Regions from separate parts of the Homo sapiens genome. Here region 1 is linked to region 2. Evidence: chromatin loops called from intact Hi-C (ENCODE). Cell type or tissue: sigmoid colon. All regions are shown on one strand. Each heading gives the region's core, and the rest is flanking DNA. Links, peaks and the distances in the headings are about the cores only.

Region 1 (7,993 bases), core at 971-5,970, 68 kb before region 2:
AATTGACAGGGGGTTTCCATATCTAGTGGTTGGGGATTCCCTTTAACTTGTGAGGCCATCATCTCCACACTTGACTTTCAGAGTGGTTCTAGCAAGAGATAAGAAAGATGAAGGAGACACACTGGCTCCCAAGGGCCTTGCAATGGAAATGGTACATCAATTCCTCTCATATTCCTGTTTGCCAGATACAGTCATGTGCCCCAGACCCCAAAATAAAGAAGTATGGGAAATGCAGGGAGCCCAGGAATATTCAGTGAGCACTAATGGCCTCTGCTGCCCTTGGTTTTTAGGAGACAGAGAGGTGTAAATTAAAAGCCAGCGCTATGTTTTCCACTTTTATTTATCTAGGCTTCATTACAACTAGTCTTGCAAGGGACTCTGTGGGGAAAGTGTTTTTCTTTTCATGGTGAAACAAGTTTGGCAAATGCTGTGTATTATATTTACCTCATCCAATTTATGATGTGCAATTATTTATTAAAGGTTTTAAAAAGTTCAACATCAAAGAAACTGGTTATAAAAGACAAGAAATCAAGCTGTGAATCTAATTTATTTATTTGATAAATATTTTTTGAACACCTTCTATTAATATTTGCCAGGTATTGAGCTAGAATTTTGGGGGGAATTAGATGAATAAGGCCTTTTTCTTATCCACCAGGAGACTAATTCCAGGGAAGGCGTATAAAGTAATTCCCTAAGTGTACTCTCATTACAACAGGGGACACATATATTACCTATTCACCAATGGGTGTCTGTATCTTTTTGTGCCAAAGCAAGTTTTGTAACTCACTTGAACACATTTTGGGTGTTATTTTGCAATCTATTCATCCTGTAGTAGGCAGGCAATTTAAAAATACAATGACACCAGTTTACTTTCTAGTAGTTGGCATTTTCCTTAACAGTATACACTGTAAAACATCTATGTTTTAAAGATCAAATACTGGCCAGGGGCAGTGGCTCATGCCTGTAATTCCAGCACTTTGGGAGGCCGCGGCAGGCGGATCACCTGAGGTCAGGAGTTTGAGACCAGCCTGGCCAACATGGTGAAACCCTGTCTCTACTAAAAATACAAAAATTAGCCGGGCGTGGTGGTGTGCGCCTATAATCCCAGCTACCTGGGAGGCTGAGGCAAGAGAATCCCTGGAACCTGGGAGGCAGAGGCTGCAGTGAGCCAAGATCACGCCATTGCACTCCAGCCTGGGCGACAGAGCAAGACTCTGTCTCAAAAAAAAAAAAAAAAAAAAAAAAATTAAAATACTATAGGATGCCAATCACATAACAACACATACTAGAGTGACACAAATTTTAAAAATTAGAACAGTGATGCATTCTTTTAATAAAAAATATTAAACAACCCCAAAGAAAATATACATTAATTCTTAGATTTTTGCCTACAACCATTAGTCTAATTTTCCTAGTATATCTTTCTGGAAGAAACTACTGTTACTAGTTTTTTCCAGAGATAGTTTGTGTATATACTATATTACACATACATATATAAAATACCTCTTTTATTACATATACAAATTTGTAGTATTCTTTCATTTTTATCATGTATAATATGTATCTCTTTTTAAAACATAAATATTAAACTATCGTAAGTTCTATTCGACACTGTCTAAAAAAATTTAAAATATATCTAGAATTGCATTCTGTGTGCATGCGTGTGTGTGACTGTACATACGCTCACTCATATGCCCTGGGTGTACCACAATTTATGTAACTAGCTCCCTACTGATAGTCATTTAAGTCAAAATGGTTTCTAGAGAAGTTTATTTTTAAAAAACTTCATGTGTTTGAATCTTTTAAAAAGCAGCCAAAGTAAGCTAATGCATCCCTAAAAATGTGGTTCTTGTGAGACATTTTTAATACTCCAGTGGGTTTTTAAAAGGATACAAACTTATAGCTAGACAGGAGGGATAGGTTCTGGTGTTCCTCAGCTCTGTAGGGTGACTATGGTTAACAGTAAAATATGATATAGTTCCAAATAGCTAGGAGGATTTTGAATGTTCCCAACACAAAGAAATGATAAAAGTTTGAGATGATGGATATGTGAATTATTCTGATCTGATCCCTACATTACACATATCATAACACTGCTATGTACTCCATGAATATGCACATATTTATCAACATATTATGTGTCAATTTTAAAAAGCTTTTAAACAAAAAGTAAAAATTCTGGATTAAAAAAATACATAAGGTCCAGGCACAGTGGCTCACACCTGTAATCCCAGCACTTTGGAAGGCAGCGGCGGATGGATCACCTGAGGTCAGGAGTTTGAGACCAGCCTGGCCAACATGGCGAAACCCCGTTTCTACTAAAAATAGAAAAATTGGCTGCGCGTGGTGGCAGGTGCCTGTAATCCCAGCTACTTGGGAGGCTGAGGCAGGAGAATCGCTAGAACCCGGGAGGCAGAGGCTGCAGTGAGCCAATATCGTGCAATTGCACTCCAGCTGGGGTGACAAGAGTGAAACTTCATCTCAAAAAAAAAAAAAAAAAAAAAAAAAAGAAAAGTAAGAATATAACCTAAGAGTTTGCTTCACATCTGTGTGTATAAATATGTATGGATGTGCAACTTAAAAATATGTGGCTATTTTATCTTTTTAAAGGTTAATTGATTTAGATGTTAGGCTCACTAAAAGATAGTGTTCAAGATTCATCCGTTTCTGAATTCATAGAAATATACCCGGACATAGCATGGGCATATATTGATACATGGAAATAACTATTGGTGATAGTTCCACAGCCTTGGTGGGATTTTTACAAAGATGTTAATTTCGTTAATTGTATCCAAAATTACTAATACTTTCCGAGTTGTTATGAAAACATGTAGCATTGGGAACACAGACATTTAGGAAAAAGGGTGAATATGTTTCGCTGTGGATATTCAGTGCAGGTAGAAAAAGGGAGCAGAAAGAATGTTACTTGTATCTCCTTTAAGACAAAGCCAGCTGCCTGGAAATACTGAAGGAGGACTCTGGCCAGAGATCTTCCACCTGCCAGGGCAACCAGCAATGACTCCCATCTTCAAAGTGATTTATGAACTTTAATGGAGATTCGCAAGAGCCCCAGAAGGCAGAGAGGTTATAATTACTCCATTTACAAATGGGAGATGGAGACACAAATAGGTTAAGTGCTTTGCCGCAGGCGCCCCGCTGTTGCTTCTGGAGTTCCACAGCAGAGGGGCCTGCTTCCCCAGCTCGCTCACACCCCAGCCCTGGGTGGCCTTCCTCTCCTTCCCAGGGTCTCTACCACTGCCCTGCAGAGAACAGCTCTGTACCAGAAAGCCCAGGGCCAGGTCTCCACTAGGAGAGAAAGGTAGAGAATTAGGGTCAGAGGGGAGGTAATTCAGACTCCACTGCAGGCATTCTCATTAGGAGTCTAAGCGCCAAGGCTGAGTCTGTCTTTCCATATGGATATGCACCCCGTGGACATTCAAGAACCTGCTGGTAATCATACCAATTACCCAGATTATAAAGGCGATGAGTATCCTTTCCCCTTAGCTATTTAGATAATCATCAGATTTGACTTTTCCAAAGACTTGGCTGAATCCAGATTTCAAACTAAAACAAAGGTTTTTCTCTCATCACCCACCTGGTGGTTAATTTCTTCCAGGATGTCACTTTAAAATGCAAAGCAGAGAGCTGAGAATATTGCATGACTACCAGAAAGGAATATATAGACTGGCATCTGGCAATTGGGATTACGCTGAGCCAAGAAATGGATAATGGAACCTACCTCAATCTTTGTCCAAATCCTAGAACATTCAGATATAATAGTTGTTAATATTGCTGGAATTTCTGAAGGTGAAAAACTATGTAAAAGAAAGTGCAAAGAGAAACTCATTAATAAATATAATTTATTCATTTGCTAGCAGCTGGGGAGAGGGTAAGTGTTGGGAAGGATAGCAATCAGAGAGAAAGTAGATTTTTTATTTTTTTATTTTTTATTTTTAGAAAACAGTGCTTTATTATAGCTCTAGAATTAATAAATAACCTGAAACCAACTGCCTATAATCTACAGCAGTGGGGACCACAAATGGGCAAACTAATGGAAGGACCATGATGACGGGACTTGGACACACACATCACTTAGGGAGACAAATCTAGAAGTCTCCCTTTCAAACTGCCTTCCAACAGACACCCAGCATAGTTATTCCTGTTTCAGAGATAGCACCCAAAGACAAAGGCCAGAGCTTATCGTATAAATGCCTTGTTTGCCACTGTCACATTGTATTTTCCTTATAACAACAAATAATAGTTAACAAAAAATAAGAACTACCACAGAAAATAACAAAAGAATACAATGATTGGTATTTTTTCCCACCTACATTTTGGGAGTTTTAGAATTTAGATAAATTTCACTGGGCTCTCTGCTTCTTTCTCTTTCCCTGAATTCCTAACCCACTGAATAACCTTCAGTGTTTATTTAAATTTTCATTTTCTCTTGAAGTGTTCTGGTTACGTCTGCAGATGTTGAAATTGCTTTACAAAAACGTACACATCTCTAGTATTAAAAGATGCTTTTTAAACCTCACAATTTAAAAAATTAATTCCTCTTATATTTGTACATAGATTACTCAGAAAGTTCCTTTAGAAATAAATTCCAGTGACACTGATTTTTTGTTTTTTTTTTTGCATTTTTATTTCAATGAAAAATCTCACTGCTTTTTTTCTTGCATTTGATTGCCCAGCATTTGGTTCCTTTTCCTCTCTGATTGGCTGCTGGTTGTGGTGCAGGCTCCTGCTTCATCATTTTGCATTCTCTCCTTGGTCTTAGGTGTTCTTTCAGCCAGGACCAGGGCCTTCCTGCTCCAGCGAAGCTCATCCACCTGTGGGTCAAGCAACTCCATCTGTCCTCAGGACGCTTTTTGAACACTGGCTCACTTCAGAGCCATAAATGCCTAGGTATGTGAGTTAATCCAGTCTCCTTGGCTGATACAATCCATGACAGGATCACAAGCTGCAGGGTAATAAACATCATTTGGGTGCTAATAAATTTCAAGCTTTGAAAGTAGGTGTTTATGTCTAGCAAGAGATAATGTTGGCAGAAGGGAACTTTCCTGGGGTGTCTGTACATTGTTTTGTAGGAAAGACACCAGTGGCCTGGCAAGATAAATGATCTGAGGTTTCAGGTAGAAGGGACAGGGAGTTATTTAGTAGCAAGAGCCTTGGGCCTACCCAACTGACTTTCCCATGCCAGTCGCAGCTCTGCCCCTGGTATTTCATTCCTCTTTGAGCTCCATAGTTTGTAGCTGGCTCTATCTGTAAAGGGAGACCAACCTAAGCCTTGATTTCTTGGGGAAAGGGGTGTCAATTTTTATTACATTCCTTTTTTTTTTTTTTTGAGATGGAGTCTTGCTCTGTTGCCCAGGCTGGAGTGCAGTGGCACGATCTTGGCTCAGTGCAACCTCCGCCTCCAGGTTTCAAGCAATTCTCCTGCCTCAGCCTCCTGAGCAGCTGGGATTACAGGTGTGCACTACCACACTTGGCTAATTTTGGTATTTTTAGTAGAGACGGGGTTTCATCATGTTGGCCAGGCTGGTCTTGAACCCCTGACCTCGTGATCCACCTGCCTCGGCCTCCCAAAGTGCTGGGATTACAGGCGTGAGCCATCGTGCCCAGACTTTTTATTACATTCTTTGCCAATATTTAGTTTCCCCCTTGCATATCCCTCTCCTTGTGTGATAAAATTTTGTAAGTTTGATTTTTCTATGCAAGATTTTGGATTGGATTAGAGAATAAAATATGTAGAATTTTGTTCTTTGGATGTCTTTAAAAAGAGGGTAAATTCCTGTTTTGGTTGGTCTCTATGGTGTGGTCCGACATGTTCAATTAACTGCTCAGAAAGGACTAATAATTTCTGAATCATCTTTAGCTTATTCAAGACTCTTCCATGATAATGGAGATGCAAAAGAGAGACATAGCACAGACTTGCAACCTAGCTGGGAAGGAAAGAACGGGAAGTATCAAAAATGAAAAAGGAAGCCCAGGGTTGCTTGGTGTGCAGCCTGCCCTGATGGTATGGGTGTGTTCTTTCCAGGCAGAGGGCACATGAGGGCATACAGCCTGGTTTCACCAATTAGATGCAAGGAGCTCCATTTTTATGCTATTTCAGTCCACTACTTTACAAGGTCAAGAACATACTACCAGAAGCCAGTTTAGTGATTTCACCTTTCTTTTCATCCTTCCTACCTTGTTTGTGTCCTAGAGATGGCAGTAAGGATTGGTTAGTATTGGAGGGTGGCTGCTTTGAGATGCTTCTAGTTTCCTTTCTCCATCAGTGACCCCCTCATTCTCATGCACCCACCTTTGCATTGAAGGTCTCTGTCAGGCAGCCATGGACATGTGTTCCCTGCCCTCCAGTTTGGAAGGGCTGCTACATTAATAGGTGAATGTAAAATCAGTTTCTTGGAGTGTAAGGCATCTGACTGTTATACAATGAGTTTTGTGGCCAGAGGGTGAAAAGAGAGTATATAGGCAGTATAAGTCAGTCCTCCGTGAAATGCTTTGGGTGGCCCTGGTGGAACTACTTCTTTATTTTCAAGGGAGGTGAAGTGGTCCAGCATGAAGTTTCTACCAGTGAGAAGTATGTGGGTAAATGACAGCTCCCACCTTTAACTTTTGCCCAGTTGCTAAATCTCCCCTCTCTTTATGCAACATATACCTGACACCCTGATGGATGCTTCTCCCTGCAGGTACCGTTGAGTAATGAGTCCGCAGCTGATTAAATCACGGGTTTCCCATATCTTTCTTATTAGTTCTGCAGCACAGTTCCTTGAGCTGACAGCTGTACAATAGCACCTTTTCAACTGTTTCTGGTTTCATGCCAGAAAACTTATCTTTTAATGATTTTGCACCCACCTCCCAACTCCCAGAGCGAGTAGAGAAAGGGAGTATATTTTGAAAGAAATTCCAAGCTTCTTTTGTGTATTTTTTCACTTGGCAGTCCAGTTTGTCACTGATTAAAAGCATCATGGAAAACAGTTTCAGAACGGCTACATGAAGTCCAAGTTCATCATGTTTTAACACTGCTATAAAATACTTTTTTGAATGTTTACTATGTGTCAGGTACTATGCTCGGTGCTGGCGATAGTGGGTTAGCAAAAACTGTTTTGTCTTAGGCATTCTTTATGATTGTAGCCATCTAAATTGCACACTATGACTATGAAGTAGGTACATTCATGTCTGTTCTGCTCTTTGAAAAAGATCCCATACTAAAAGGTACAGAACAAAATCTTTTTTTTCCTCTATTTTCCATAACCCAGGAGATACTGCTCTATAAAACTCATTTTTGTATCAATTTCTTGAGAACCTTGTTACTCTCAGGAATCACCAACCTCAATTAACTGGGCTCTTCCTAAATAAATTAGTTTGCTTTGATTTTATGGGCACAGTGGAGTCTGGAACAGTTGTGTTTCCCTATTTTCAGAGATATTTAAAGCTATGGAGACACCAAGGTGGTAAAACATACATTTTTTTTCTCCTAACACTATTTCTGATCTGATTTATTTTCCTCCTCGGTTACCTTTTGTGTGATTTTCTCACTTATTTAATTTTTTCCATATTCAGTACAATTTGATTACCTATAGTCCCCATGTTGTACATTTGATCTCTGTACTTGTTCATCCTATACCTCTGCTACTTTGTATTTTCTGATCTACATCTTCCCATTTTCTATTCTGTCCTGTCCCCTCTCCAGCTCCCCTCTCTGCTGAGAGCCATTTCCATTGCTAAATAAAATTCTCTGCCTTCACCATCCGTCAAGTGTCCGCACAACCTCATTCTTCTTGGATGCTGGACAAGAGCTTGGGACCCAGGCGACGAGGCAAGGGGCCAATTGAGCTGATAACACACTACTGTTCATGGACAGTGGAGCCAAGAGAGCATTGTAACACAGCCTTTGGGGCTTCGGGGTCGCAGGCATCCCCAACAGGGTGCCACCTCAGGCCGAGTAAACAGAGCTTGCTCCTCCTGGGGCCCTGAGCGGCCA
Region 2 (7,993 bases), core at 1,945-6,944:
AGAAAACAAATCTCCCAAAGGCTCCTTGTGTTGTGTGAACCCAAATAGGGTGTGATGTGGTGTGAGAGAGTCCAATGAGGGAGGCTCTCACAGGTCTCTGGAGGATAGCATAGAAGTTCTGCATTTTAGATTTGAAAATAGAAGCAAGCTCAAGGAAGCAAGCGCTGTGTATAATGACCGGACGTGGGGGTGTGGGCGAGAGGGCTGAGATGGGAATTGTAACAGGCCTGTTGGCCAAGCCTGCTATAGTCCTGACTTCCAGTGCAGCTGTTCCCTTTATTCTCAGAACCAGAGCAGAAGAATGGTGCCCTGGAAAACAGAAGGGTGCAAGGGCCCTTAAAAGGCCCCTGGCAATGGTAAGTACAAGCCCTGCCATGCCCCGAACTAAACTGTCAAACTTTCAAACTTCCGGTTGAATGGGCACTCAAGGTTTCTTGCAAATAGGGAGCAATCAGGTGCTTGGAGGGCGAGTTGGCACATTTGCCTCCAGGCACCCTTTCGAACTGAGGCCTTAGCAGCTTCCTATCTGAACAAACAGGAAGCCTATTAAAAATGCCCATTGTCCCCTCCTGCCTGTGCTGAAAGGACTGTTAAAAGACTAAATCTGCAGACCTCTTGCCAAGTCAAGAAACTCAGGGAGCATGCAGCTGCTGGTGCCACCTGTGTCTATCTAAGTCCAGCGAAGAGACTTCTTCCTCAGGGCACCCCCATTCTGGAGTGAAGATCCTACAGAGGCAAGAGCAGGCAAAGGTATTAAATGAGAAAGGAGGGAATAAAATGTAGTTCAGGGTTATCATTTGCTGAAAGCGCTCAGCTCATTTCTCTTATTCCTCAGTTTCAGCAACAACCAGGAATCTGTCTCTGCATCCCCCACACCCCCCAACCTCTGAAATGTCCTGGCTGGGAATCAAATTCAATGTGAAACACCTGCCTTCCACTGCCGTGCCACAAACACAATACACCACATGCCAGTTGGCTGGGGGAGAAAAGGGGACCGCGAAAGAAATCCGTGATGTTATTAAAAAGTGAAGTCTTGCTGTTGGCTTCTCTCTCTCTCATACACACACACACACACACACACACACACACACACACACACACACTCCCCCAGGCCTCTAAAATTTTGCACATGTCTCTGGCTACTCCACTGTCAATCAAACACTGAAAGAGACAGGCAGCCCACTCCTTGGTACCCTCTGTGGGTAACAGGTATATATGTAGGGGTGCGTGCATGTGTGTGTGTTATGAAAGAACTAACCCCGGGAAGGTCCCCAGCCTAAGGAGGGGATCAACATCAGGAACATCAGATGCTTAGACCAGGCTCTCATACCCAACTTGGAAATGAATTCTGCCCTCAGCATTCCCAGCGCAGCCGCAAGATGCTTACAGGCCTGAGCCCGCCGGTCGACCCGTCCATAGGGAATGGTAAATGAGGTGTGGCGGTTGCTGGAGGAGGCCTGGCACAGCAAGGCTTTGTACCTTTTGAGTACAGCAGCCTCAGGACCTCGTGGGTGGCATCTGTGCATGACAGCGCTTCCGTTGGCTGCAGGAGGACAGTCCATGCCCCAGCATTGCCCCATCACTCTCAGGCCTAAAATAGAGGCCCAGTGTCCATGCCATGCCACTCTAGCTGGATGGCCCGAGAGTCCTGCTGTCTTTCAGCCTAGTGTCTCCCATTCCATCCGTGGTGGGTGGCTCCTAGCCAGCCCTCCCTGCCCTCCTGGCCTGGCCGGGCCATGAAGCGGCCGCTCCCGGCGGTCTGCGACAGACAGTGGGGCTCTGTAAGAGCAGTCTCCTGTGAGAAGCTGGATGTTATTCTATAGAGGGGACTCGTTATTAGAAGACCCAGAGGACCAGGGGTGGCACCTTGGGCTGTTTTCTTTCTCTTTGGCCTTCATTTACTTACCCTCTCGGAAGGAGCACAGGCCGCCGGCCGGTGCCCGCAATTCACTTGTCCTGGTGAAGGCAGCTTGACAGCTGCATAAATCACGCCGAGATACCACTAATAGGTTGCTGCCTGAGACTGTACTGGACCACCCAAGAGCGGCTCCGGGGGCCCTCTGAGGGCTGCACACAAATACAGTAATGCAAATGGCTTAACCCTTTGTTATTCCGCAGCATGCTGGAACCAAGGGGCTTCGTCATGTCCTCTCTCCTGTTGCTCCTGTTCCCCAGGAACAGCCTCAGTCTGTTTCTCAACTCTGCTCCCCACCCTAGCTTCTTACACCTCCTTTATTCCCCATCCATTCTTCCAGTTTCTCCAGGCTTCAGCTGAGGCTTGTGCACCCTGCAGATAACGAGAGGAGGAAGGCCTCGCCAGGGCTGTTGGCTGAGGTGGGATGGCATTGGCTGAGGTTAAGAGAGAGGAACAGGCAGTCAGTGGCAGAGCAGGTCAGCAGGACAGTGGAGCAGGGCGCACGAGATTATGGCTCCAGGCAATGGCAAAGCCTACTTCTCGGCCTGAGGGGGAGAGCGGTGCCATGCATGCTGGGCACTTGGGTTTCTGCACACAGCTCAGTGACAGACACCCTGGCCTCTGTCCCTGATGCAGAAGGGAAAGGGAAGCATGCAGTGAAGGTGGAGAGGGAGCCGTGCCTCATTTTCTTGCCCAGTGGAGAATCAAACCGAGGTTCTTTCTTTCAGCCACAGTCCTCAAGTGCTAACTATAATGCTCATCCTGTGTGAAGTGTGAGGGACACCAGTGTCCTGGCTTTCCAGAGCTCACAGCCCTGCACCACCCCAAGTGATAAGCCTCTGGCCAGCTGGCCCTCCCATTTCCAAGCTGTCCTCATGTTCTGCCTCTGCCCCTTTGCCTCCCTGTGCTGGAGATCACCCAGGACTGCTCCCACTCAGGGCTGCTGCATTATTTGTTGAATCTATGTGGCTCCCTCACACCCTTCAAGCTTCTGCTCTAATGCCGTCTTCTCAGCCAACCTTTCCTAACCACTCTGTTTAGCACTGCAGCTAACCTCCAACATGGAACTCTGTAACCCACTTCTCTGCTCTTTTATTTTATCCTATCTTATGTTTTAAGAGACAGGGTCTTACTTTGTCACCCAGGCTGGAGTGCAGTGGCATGCTCATGGCTCATTGCAGCCTCAAACTCCTGGGTTCAAGGGATCCTGATACCTCAACCTCCTGAGCAGCTGAGACTACAGGTGCATCCCACCAAGCCTGGCTACTTTTCTTATTTGTAGAGACAGAGTCTTGCTATGTTGCCCAAGGTGGTCTCGAACTCTGGGCTTCAAGCAACCCTCCCACCTCAACCTCCCAAAGTGCTGGGATTACAGACATGAGCTGCCAGGCCCAACCTGCCTTATTTTTCTTTATAGCACTTAACTACTTCCAAATACGCTACATCATTTCCTTATTTTATTTATTGTGTGCCTTCTCCCACTAGTGGGGTAAAACTTTGAAGGTAAGAGCTTTGGATTACTCTGTTGGCTCATGTATCCTAGGTAATGAGAATATGGTCTCCACGTGTAGGTGCTCAATACATATTTGTTGAGTGATTAATTACTATAACAAAGCAATGTGCAATGAGCCATGGGGACCTTGGGGGACTCAAGATATATTAGCCCAGAGGGGCTGGGAAAGGAGGCATGAGTCCTGAGTTTATGAGCTCAGGGATCAGTCACCGTGTCAGAGATGCTGGAAGCAATATTGGAATTAAGGAGATCCACTTCCTCTTCTTTATCTCTTAGCATGACACCATTGGCTCATGTGCTAATCTCCAGAACCCAGATAAAGGAAATTTTGCAAATGTGATTAAACTGGGAATGTTGAGATGGGGAGATTATTTTGGCATACTCTGGTGGGCCCAATGTCATCACAAGATTTGTTTTGTTTTGTTTTGTTTTTCTGATATGGAGTCTTGCTCTCGTTGCCCAGGCTGGAGTGCAATGGCGTGATCTCGGCTCACCGCAACCTCTGCCTTCCAGGTTCAAGTGATTCTCCTGCCTCAGCCTCCCAGGTAGCTGAGATTACAGGTGCCGGCCACCACCTCTGGCTAATTTTTGTATTTTTAGTAAAGACAGGGTTTCACCATGTTAGCTAGGCTGGTCTTGAACTCCTGACCTCTGGTGATCCACCAGCCTCGGCCTCCCAAAGTGCTGGGGTTACAGGTGTGAGCCACCGTGGCTGGCCACAAGATTTCTTATAAGAGGGAGACAGGAAGATCAGAGAAAGGAGGAGATGTGACCATAGGAGCAGAGACTGGAGCCAGGTTGGTCCACAAGCCAAAGAATGCGGGAAGCTTCTGGAAGCTGGAGAAGACAAGGAAATGGATTTTCCGCTAGAGGCTCTAGAAGAAACACAGGCCCACGGACACCTTGATTTTAGCCCAGTGAAACTGATTTTGGACTTCTGACCTCCATAACTGTAAGATAATAAATCTGTGTTATTTTAAGCCACTGGGTTTGTGGTCATGTGTTACAGTAGCATAGGAAACTAATAGAACGTCCTGTTTATATGCTAAGCGTCGTTTTCCCCCTCCCCTAAGCTTGTTTTGGGCTTTGGCTCTGCTGACTTTCTTCCTACAGGTGGGCAACACTTACGCATCTTCGTTTTCACCTTTGCACATGACCTTCTCAAAGTGAAAGTAGTCTGAGAGCTCTTTGTGTGATTCCTGGGGACTTTTTAAAAAGGAGTTCCTGTCATCTCCTCCGTGTTGGAATCATTTGAGTTTGCGCAACCGCATTTATTCCTGTATACTTATTTCTAAGTGTTTCTCAAGCTTCTGGAAGTGCTCTCAGCAATTCTCAAAGGTCTGTGCTTTGGTGTCTTGTTTCAGGCGGGCCTTTTAGTCTCTGGATTATTTCTACTGGGATGGATACTCTGCTCTATTTCATCCCCTCAAACTGATGCCTGAGAACAGCCCAGGCCCAGGTCCTGGCTGTGCCAGTTCTGTACCACCACCAAAGGCAGTGGGGTGGGGCAGGAGATAGAATCTGGTCGGTCATCTAAGCAGAGCTACCTGGGGGCTCCCCTCCTCCAGCATCCTCTCCCTTCTGTCTCTGCCCTGCTGTTCATCCAATACGCATTTGCTGAATACTTACGAAGCACAAGGCTCCATCCCCACCACCATGAAATATGAAAAGCTAGGTGCAGAAACACCCCCAAATCATGTGCAGGTGGGATTCCTGTGGAACTTCTGAATGTAGTGTCGAGAAAATGTCACTAGAGTTCAGGTGATGAATTAGCTTTGTTCCTTTGGAATGCATTGGTTGTAAATCCCTTTTCTCTCTCTCTCTCCCCCCCCCCTTTTTTTTTTTTTTTGAGACAGTTTCGCTCTGTGGCCCAGGCTGGAGTGCAGCGGGGCGATTAATCTCGGCTCACTGCAATCTCCGCTTCCCGGCACAAGTGATTCTCCCACCTCAGCCTCCCAAGTAGCTGGGATTACAGGTGCACGTCACCATGCCTGGCTAATTTTTGTGTTTTTTGTAGAGACAAGGTTTTGCCATGATGCCCAGGGCTGGTCTCTAACTCCCGGTCTCAAGCGATCCACCCACCTGGGCCTCCCAATGTGCTGCGATTACAGGTGTGAGCCACTGAGCCCAGCCAACCTCTCCTCTTTTTAATCTGTCTTCCATCTTTATCTTCCACAGGGCCGGCCTTACTGTATACAGAGTAAGTGAGTGGCACTCAGGGAAGAACAGGAAACACAGCACTAGACTAGAAATGGACGGTGCAACTTAAGGGCTAAATACTGGGGGCAGGGTGTTTGGAGCTACACTTTTCATCTGTGCCATCAAATATCTATTACTTGAAATGTGACTAGTGCAACTGAGCCTGGTTTTCAAATTCTATTTATTTATTTAAACTTAAATTTTAAAATGATAACTGCTTCAATTATTGGGAAGCTTTTAAGTATCTTTAGAACAACTTGAGTACATACATTTACTTTTTCAATTGTACATTTTATGAAATAAATGCAGATGAAGTATTTCTGATGAAAATTTAGCATCTAAATTGAGAAGTGCTAGAGTTTGAAATATTTTATATTCTTTTCCTTAATGAGAAAAAGAAAAGCATATAAAATATTTCAATATTTTATATTAATTACATGTGAGAGATACACATTTTGAAAGAGTAAATGAATGAGTCGAATAGAAACATTCTTGTTATTTGAAATGATCAGCCACCAACAGAGTTAACATTTATTAGGTGTATACTGTGCTCTGTATGTGCATACAGTGCACCAATTTTTGTGCCTCACTAATATTTACATTCCTTGGCTATTGTTAAAAAGTAAAAAAATAACAGATGCCAGCAAGGTTGTGGAGAAAAAGGGACACTTTTACACTGTTGGTGGGAGTGTAAATTAGTTCAACCATTGTGAAAGACTGTGTGGCGATTCCCCAAAGACTTAAAGACAGAAATATCATTTGACTCAGCAATCCCATTACTGGGTATATACCCAAAGGAATATAAATCATTCTATTATAAAGACATATGCACGCATATGTTCACTGCAGCGCTATTCACAATAGCAAAGACATGGAATCAACCTGAATGTCCATCAGTGACAGACTGGATAAAGAAAATGTGATACATATACACCATGAATTACTATGCAGCCATAAAAAGAACAAGATTATGTCCTTTGCAAAGACATGGATGGAGCAGGAGGCCGTTATCCTTAGCAAACTAACACAGGAACAGAAAACCAAATACCACATGTTCTCACTTATAAGTGGGAGCTAAATGATGAGAACACATGGACACATAGAGGGGAACAACAGACACTGGGTCCCACTGGAGGGCAGAGGGTAGGAGGAGGGAGAGGAGCAGAAAAAATAACTAATGGATACTAGGCTTAGTACCTGGGTGATGAAATAATCTGTACAACAACAAACCCCCATGACACACGCTTACCTATGTTAAAAACTGCACGTCCTGCACATGTACCCGTGAATTTAAGATTACAGTTTAAAAAAATTACATTCTTAACCATAATAACAATACAAAGGTAACCACAATCATCACTAACATTTATTGAGCACTTACTCTGTGCCAAGACTCTTCATTTCATCTTTCAAAAAATCCTAGGAGGTTGGTACTGTTTCTACCCTTTCCATTTCAAGATGGGAAAGTTGATGCTTATAGAAGTCAAACAACTTGGCTGGGCACGGTGGCTCACACCTGTAATCCCAGCACGTTGGGAGGCCAACGTGGGCACATCACGAGGTCGGGAGATCGAGACCATCCTGGCAAACACGGTGAAACCCTGCCTCTACTAAAAATACAAAAAATTAGCCAGGTATGGTGGCAGGAGCCTGTAGTCCCAGCTATTCGGGAGACTGAGGCAGGAGAATGGCGTGAACCTGGGAGGTGGAGCTTGCAGTGAGCGGGGATGGTGCCACTGCACTCCAGCCTGGGCGACAGAGCAAGACTCCTTCTCAAAAAAAAAAAGTTAAACAACTTGCCCAAAATCAGCCATTGAGTAAATGGAAGAAGCCACGAGACTTGAGCCCATGAAACACTTGAACTATGTTTCTTTTCTCTCATATGGTGCACAAAGTCTAAACCCAGGCCTGACACTCTCAGTGTGACCTTAGTTCACAGAACGACCCTGACAAATCAGAGCCTCAAGCCCACAGTGGGGGCAGCATGCAGGGGGCAGCTTGCAGGTGGATTTAAACCACAGTGACAGTGTGGAAACTAAGCTGATGTCCTGGACTAGTGAGGGCTGTGGGGCTCAGCAAAGTAAAATCAAAACCACTCCCAGATATCTCCATGGGCTGGGGATGGAAGACACATGTGAAAACCTCCTTTTGTTGTAAATGAGCTCATATCCCCGAATTATGAAGCATGAAAGTAAAAACACTGCCATAAAGGAGCATCATTGGATTAAAAAAAAAAAAAGGAAATAACCAAAGGAAAAGAAAAGGCTCTTATTTTCATAACACAAAATACTCACTTCTAAATACCTGGATAAAAAAAAGAAACCTTAATGATAATGACAAAATCTATATGCAAAATGTTTCAACCC

Evidence for each region. Hi-C counts contacts between places; a loop is a spot of excess contacts. Peaks named below come from ENCODE experiments on the same cell type or tissue, not always from the same donor. Only the 100,000 strongest peaks of a DNase experiment are listed, where the experiment ranks them.
Region 1: a loop joins it to region 2, with 2.4 times the contacts of the local background. A loop is called at or near these places in 1 of 110 quality-filtered maps.

Annotation. Positions count from the first base shown.
Region 1 is chr9:86,508,673-86,516,665 of GRCh38, forward strand. The region is part of intron 1 of LOC102724080 (a long non-coding RNA gene); the gene reads left to right. Among named protein-coding and RNA genes, the nearest start is that of TUT7, 160 kb to the left of the region's middle. RefSeq lists an enhancer at 1-93. In sigmoid colon, for the core only: no CTCF peak of the experiment used is centred there; no DNase peak of the experiment used is centred there.
Region 2 is chr9:86,576,153-86,584,145 of GRCh38, forward strand. No RefSeq gene overlaps it. Among named protein-coding and RNA genes, the nearest start is that of LINC02834, 130 kb to the right of the region's middle. In sigmoid colon, for the core only: no CTCF peak of the experiment used is centred there; a DNase peak (open chromatin) is centred at 4,709.